2 separate regions of the Homo sapiens genome follow, and region 2 is linked to region 1. Evidence: read pairs that join two places in POLR2A ChIA-PET (ENCODE). Cell type or tissue: HepG2. All regions are shown on one strand. Links, peaks and the distances in the headings refer to the core of each region. The heading gives the core; the rest is flanking DNA.

The links. Peaks named below come from ENCODE experiments on the same cell type or tissue, not always from the same donor. Only the 100,000 strongest peaks of a DNase experiment are listed, where the experiment ranks them.
Region 2: POLR2A ChIA-PET joins it to region 1 with 7 read pairs; 2 of 35 experiments call an interaction of 5 or more read pairs at or near these places.

The regions. Positions count from the first base shown.
Region 1 is chr18:24,050,172-24,053,091 of GRCh38, reverse strand. The region is part of intron 1 of TTC39C (tetratricopeptide repeat domain 39C); the gene reads right to left. Among named protein-coding and RNA genes, the nearest start is that of TTC39C-AS1, 36 kb to the right of the region's middle. In HepG2, for the core only: no CTCF peak of the experiment used is centred there; DNase peaks (open chromatin) are centred at 851, 1,411 and 1,731; H3K4me3 peaks cover 1,550 bases.
Region 2 is chr18:23,591,392-23,594,311 of GRCh38, reverse strand. No RefSeq gene overlaps it. Among named protein-coding and RNA genes, the nearest start is that of NPC1, 6.3 kb to the right of the region's middle. In HepG2, for the core only: no CTCF peak of the experiment used is centred there; no DNase peak of the experiment used is centred there.

The DNA of each region.
Region 1 (2,920 bases), core at 275-2,774:
CCTCTCAATGCTTCCTTTATATATTACAGATAGCATCCTTAGAGATCTCATATATGATTCGACAGCATCTGTGGAATGTCCCTTTTTGAATCCTGCTACAAATCAGATTATAAAATAAAATTCATTACCTGTGATTCTCCTAAAAAGTTAAATCACTTCACAGTAATCCCAGTGGCTCTATCTCATTCATGAGGTCTCCTCCTCCCAACAGGCCTGAGAGACAGGTACAGTCACCCAGGTCCAATTCCATGCCCTGCACACTCCACTGCGCCACATCTTCTAAGGATCCATGATAAATTTCCAATTCTCAATGTTTTCCCATAGTACGTAGCTGACACTGAGCCTGCTCCTGGAAGGATTAAAACATCAACTCCTTCCAAGCCAAATAACTAGGAGGGTGAGTAAGAAATCACACCAAACAAAAACAATAAAATTCGGGATCATCGTCTAATAAATAATTTATAGTTTTCCAGTTTGTTCCTTGGCTCCACCAAAGTTATCTAAGAGAAAACTGTAAATTTTCTTTAAAAAAAGCAATAATTTTTTTTTTAAAGCAAGATATTTAATTTTAAAATCACCCATCTAAGTCATGACTGGATAATATTCCTCAGTTTAAAATGAATAAAAAGTGACCTTTTCTATACTTAGGGCTTTAGGAAAAATTCTAATGAATTTAGTTTTGTTCCACTCACTCATTCAAGACATGTTTGCTGAACACCAAGTACACAGCCGGCCCAGTGCTATGTGCTGGGGACACAAAGATGACCAAGAATACGCCCGCTCTTCAGAGAGCATACACGGTCCAGTTTGGCAACTAGAAAGTCCGAACAGCCCTTCTAATAAACAGTGACGCAAAGTGAGTAAATGGTGTTTACTCTGACTCACGTCATCATCCCTTGTCACCATATTTTTTGTGGACAAATGAGGGCCCCCTAACACCATATTTGATGAAATCTGAAAAAGGCTACTTGCCATCTTTGATCTTCTCTTCTCTAGTATTCTTTTTAAAGATACATGAATATGTCTCCAATCACTCTCTATATTTTAATTCTCTGCAGAGCATTTATTACTATTTGATATTTGTGTCATTATTTGTTTGTTTGAATAAATGGAAGTCCCCAAGAGTGGGGACCCCATCTCTGTTACATGCTGCTGTCCTGACCACCTAGGACAGAATCTGGAGTTTAACAGGTCCCCAGTACATGCCTGTTTAGTGAACCAACCAACCACGTCCTACAAAATTCATACTTCCCATTTCATCTGACGAACTGTCCTCACAGGGTCAAAAAATGACTAGATAGAAGACCTTCATCACCTGAACCTGTAAAACTGCTTTCACCAACAAAAGCACACGTGCTTATTTCCTTTACCAGAAGATAGCTGTGGGGAAATTCACGGAAAGACTTTATTTGCTTTTCAGACATGACTCAAACCATGACCTTTAGGGACCTTTTAATCTAAAGGACGGCATGCCTCTAAAACCACTGACCACCCCAGCCTTTAGTTTATGAGTGTTTGATTCACAAATGTTTGGAATAGGTCCAGTCTTCTGTTCAGACTCGTTTTTATCATGTGCCCACCCTTTTGGGGAGTATGGGAGTCTGTAGCCACCACCAGCTCACCCCAGATGTCCCTGCAGGTCAGGGGCACCTCAGGCCTGGAGGGGTACCTGTCCCCAGACAGCATGGCCCCTGTGTGTACAGCGATGTTTGCATTTACAGCCACTGCAGTTTCTGTTTATTTTTGTTAACTGCTTGTGATATGGCCTTGCATCTTATCAGCAAAAAGACTTCGTAATACGCTGGCTGGTGCTGAGAAGCCATGAAATTCACCAAGATCAGTGAAGCTGTTAGCCTGTAACAGGCAGGGGATGGGAAGACTTTTGGGGCCAGTCGACTCTGGGTTTCCTCCCCACGGAAGGGAAGAATAAGCAGGAGGCTGGACAGTCCATTCCTACAGCCTGAGGTAGTAATTATCTACAGGTAGATCATTAATGAGCCGCTCTCTAAGAGGTACCCTAAAAACAATAATAACCAGGCCCTTGACCCTTACTTCCTACGGACTATTGCTCTGACTGATGCGTTTCTAGCACACACGTACATGAAGAATGCATCTCCTGAGTATGGCAAAATATACTCAGTCATGAAAGTAATTTAAAATACAGACAAGTTCAACAACAAGATGACAAAAACAGAATTGCATTTTTTTTTTTTTTTCCTGAGATGGAGTTTTGCTCTTGTTGCCCAGGCTAGAGTGCAATGGCATGATCTCAGCTCACTGCAACTTTCGCATCCCGGGTTCAAGCAATTCTCCTGCCTCAACCTCCTGAATAGCTGGGATTACAAGGCACCCGCCACCACACCCAGCTAACTGTGTATTTTCAGTAGAGACAGGATTTCACTATGTAGGTCAGGCTGGTCTCGAACTCCTGACCTCAGGTGATCCACCCTCCTCAGCCTCCCAAAGGGCTGGGATTACAGGCATGAGCCACTGTGCCTGGCCCACTTTTTTTTTTTTTTTTTTTTTTTGAGACAGGGTCTTGCTTTGTCACCCAGACTGGAGTACAGTGGTACAATCTCAGCTCACTGCAGCCTTGACCTCCCGGGCTCAAGCCATCCTCCTACCTCCCAAGTAGTTGGGACTACAGGCATGGGTCATCATGCCTGGCTAATTTCTGTATTTTTAGTAGAGACAGGATTCCGTCGTGTTGTCCAAGCTGGCCTTGAACTCCTGACCTCAAGTGATCTGCCTGCCTTGGCCTCCCAAAGTGTTGGGATTACAGGCATGAGCCACTGCACCAGGCCACATTTCACTTTTTAGCCTCTCTCTGGTGTCTAGCAAAGGAAAGGCAAGCAATGCAGGGGTGTCCCTTAGAACCTAGGAGTTTTAAGCAGGACAAATTATGAGAACAATGAGAAAG
Region 2 (2,920 bases), core at 279-2,778, 460 kb after region 1:
CAGTTCTTAGGTGACATGTCAGCCTTATCTCTGTCAACAGAAAAAATTCCTTCCGCTATCTTTGGTTCTTCTTCCCTCCCTCACTAGGATTGAATCCTCCGAGCTTTAATGAGTGAAATGCTGTTGTTATTCCTACATTTCAAGTTTTAAGAATAGTCTTAGAAAGTCTTCAGTTTACAGGAGTTGGACTCTCCATTTTAGGAAACATTTGATCAAAAACCACCCCTGGCAAAGGAAACTATGTCCTGTGAGCAAATCCTGCAGGGAAGGCAATGCCAGTTTGAAACCCTGACTGCTAAACCACAAGTCATTCCAACTCTGGTAGCATCCTAACTGAGTGGAAGTTACACCACAACCCATGACTGGATTAATCACCAACTCAAACATCCTTCCTTACTAGGATGAGTAACATTTTACCAGAATTCTGAGCAACAATGCCCATTTCCGAGTAGGTCATAACCATTGGTACTAAAGTCATGAGTTGTAGCTGTAAGCTATTTTAAATGAAGATGTCTATAAAATTTGGCTTGCGTAAGTAAAGAGTTTAAAAAGTCTATCACAGAACCCAAAGTAATTGAGTGTGTATACTGAACACATGACCTGTACAACAGTGCTCACAGCACCTTTATTTGTAACAGCCCAAACTGGAAGAAGAAACAACCCAGATGTCTGCCATGATATGTTTGAGCCATGGAATACTACACAGCAATTCTTTTAAAAGATGCTACCACCACAAGTAATGTGGATGAGCCACACACATAATGTTCAGTGAAAGAAACCAGACGCAGAGGAGTATGATTCCCTTTACATGAAGTTCAAGGACAGGCAAAACCAACTTACAGTGAGAGAAATCAGAAGAGTGGTTGCCTCCCGGTTAAAGGAGGGGTGATGATATCGACTGGGAAAGGGGCATAAAGGAGGCTTCTGAAGTGCTAAAGTTTCCATATCCTTCCTCTGGGTGTTGGCTACATGGATGTTGTGGTTGCCAGCCTCCAAGATGGCCCCAGTGCTCCCCTCCTCTTGTCCTTGTCTGGTCCCCTTCCTACACTGCATCAGGACTGGTCTGTGTGCCCAGTATTACATGGCAGAAGTGATGGCATATAACATTTGAGGCTAACTCATAACAGACATTATGGCTCTGCCTTGCTCTCAATCCCTTTTGGATCACTCCTTCTGGAGGAAGCCAGCTGCCAAGTCCTGAGGACACTCAGCAGCCTATGGAGAGGAGGAACTGAGGCCTCCTTCCCACAGCATCTTTTTTTTTTTTTTTTTTGAGACAGAGTCTTGCTCAGTCACCCAGGCAGGAGTGCAGTGGCATGATCTCAGCTCACTGGAACCTCGGCCTCCTGGGTTCAAGCAATTCACCTGCCTCAGCCTCCCGAGTAGTTGAGATTACAGACATGTGCAACCATGCCCGGCTAATTTTTGTATTTTTAGTGGAGACAGGGTTTCACCATGTTGGCCAGGCTGGTCTCGAACTCCTGACCTCAAGTGATCCGCCCACCTTGGCCTCCCAAAGTGCTGGGATTACAGGTGTGAGCCACCGAGCCCAGCTTCCCACAGCATCTTCAACAGCAGATCCTCCAGCCCCAGTCAAGCCTTCAGATGATGGTAGCCTGGGCCAACTTCTTGGCCATAACCTCAGGAGAGACCCTGAGCCAGAACCACCTAGAACCACCCAAATCCCTGACTGGCAGAAACTGGGATAAAATAAATGTTTGTTCATTTAATATACTAAGTTTTGGAGTAATTTGTTATTCAGTAATAGACAACTAATAAAAGTGTTTAACACATAAAAGAAACTTGGCTGGGCGCAGTGGCTCATGCCTGTAATCCCAGATCTTTGGGAGGCCAAGGCAGGTGGATCACTTGAGTCCAGGAGTTTGAGACCACCCTGGGCAACATGGCGAAACCCCGTCTTTACTAAAAATACACAAATTAGCCAGGCATGGTGGAGTGTGCCTATGATCCCAGCTACTTGGGATGCTGAAGCACAAGAATCACTTGAACCCAGGAGGCAGAGTTTACAGTGAGCCAAGATCACACCACTGCACTCTAGCCTGGGTGACACAGTGAGACTCAGTCTCAAAAAAAAAAAGTAGAAAACTCATCAAGCTGTACAGCTAAGTTCTGTATACCTCATATATGAATATTATATCTTAATTAAAAGGAAAAGTCTATTAACAAAAAGAGTTCTCAAAAATGCTCAACCTGAACCTCCTTAGGGGGTTGGCAGAAGCATTAACTAAAGCTCTCCTATATTTCACCAAAATGTGTTGGCAATTCGTAGCCTGCTGGAGGAAGGGAGGTGTGAGCTGTTCCCTGTGTTCAGCTGGACAGCCTCCCACTCTCTATAGGCGCTTCTTTTAGAGCCAGCTCCACTGCTGGTCCTGGAGGTTTTTTGGGGAAGGCGATCAAAAAATTTACAATGTCCATGACTACTATAGGGAATAGTTCTACGATGCTGGCTGCGAAAACCAGATCAACTTATTAGGCACAGTAGACACAGTGATAATTTTACTGTCCCATGAAAATGTTTTAATTTTAATTTCTTTTGAAATCAGAACAAAAATAAGAATACTGTAATAATGAGCATATAATAATGAATTCAGCCAGCGTTATATGTGTCTTTATAATGCAATTGGAAACTCTCATTTTAAATTTTTTTTTTTGAAGGAAAAAGGGGTCCTTAAAGGCAAAGGTGCCTGGGGCCCACACAAGTCATAATGCAGCCCTGAGTAAAAGGAAAGGTGCTAGGGACTGAATTGTGCTCCCCCAAATGTCTTGTGTTGAAGCCCTAACCCCCCAAGGTGACTGTATTTGAAGATAAGGCTTTTAGGAGGTAATTAAGGTTAAATAAAGTCATAAGGGAGGGGCCTTAATTCAATAGGATTGTTGAAGAAGAGGAAGAGAGAGAGAA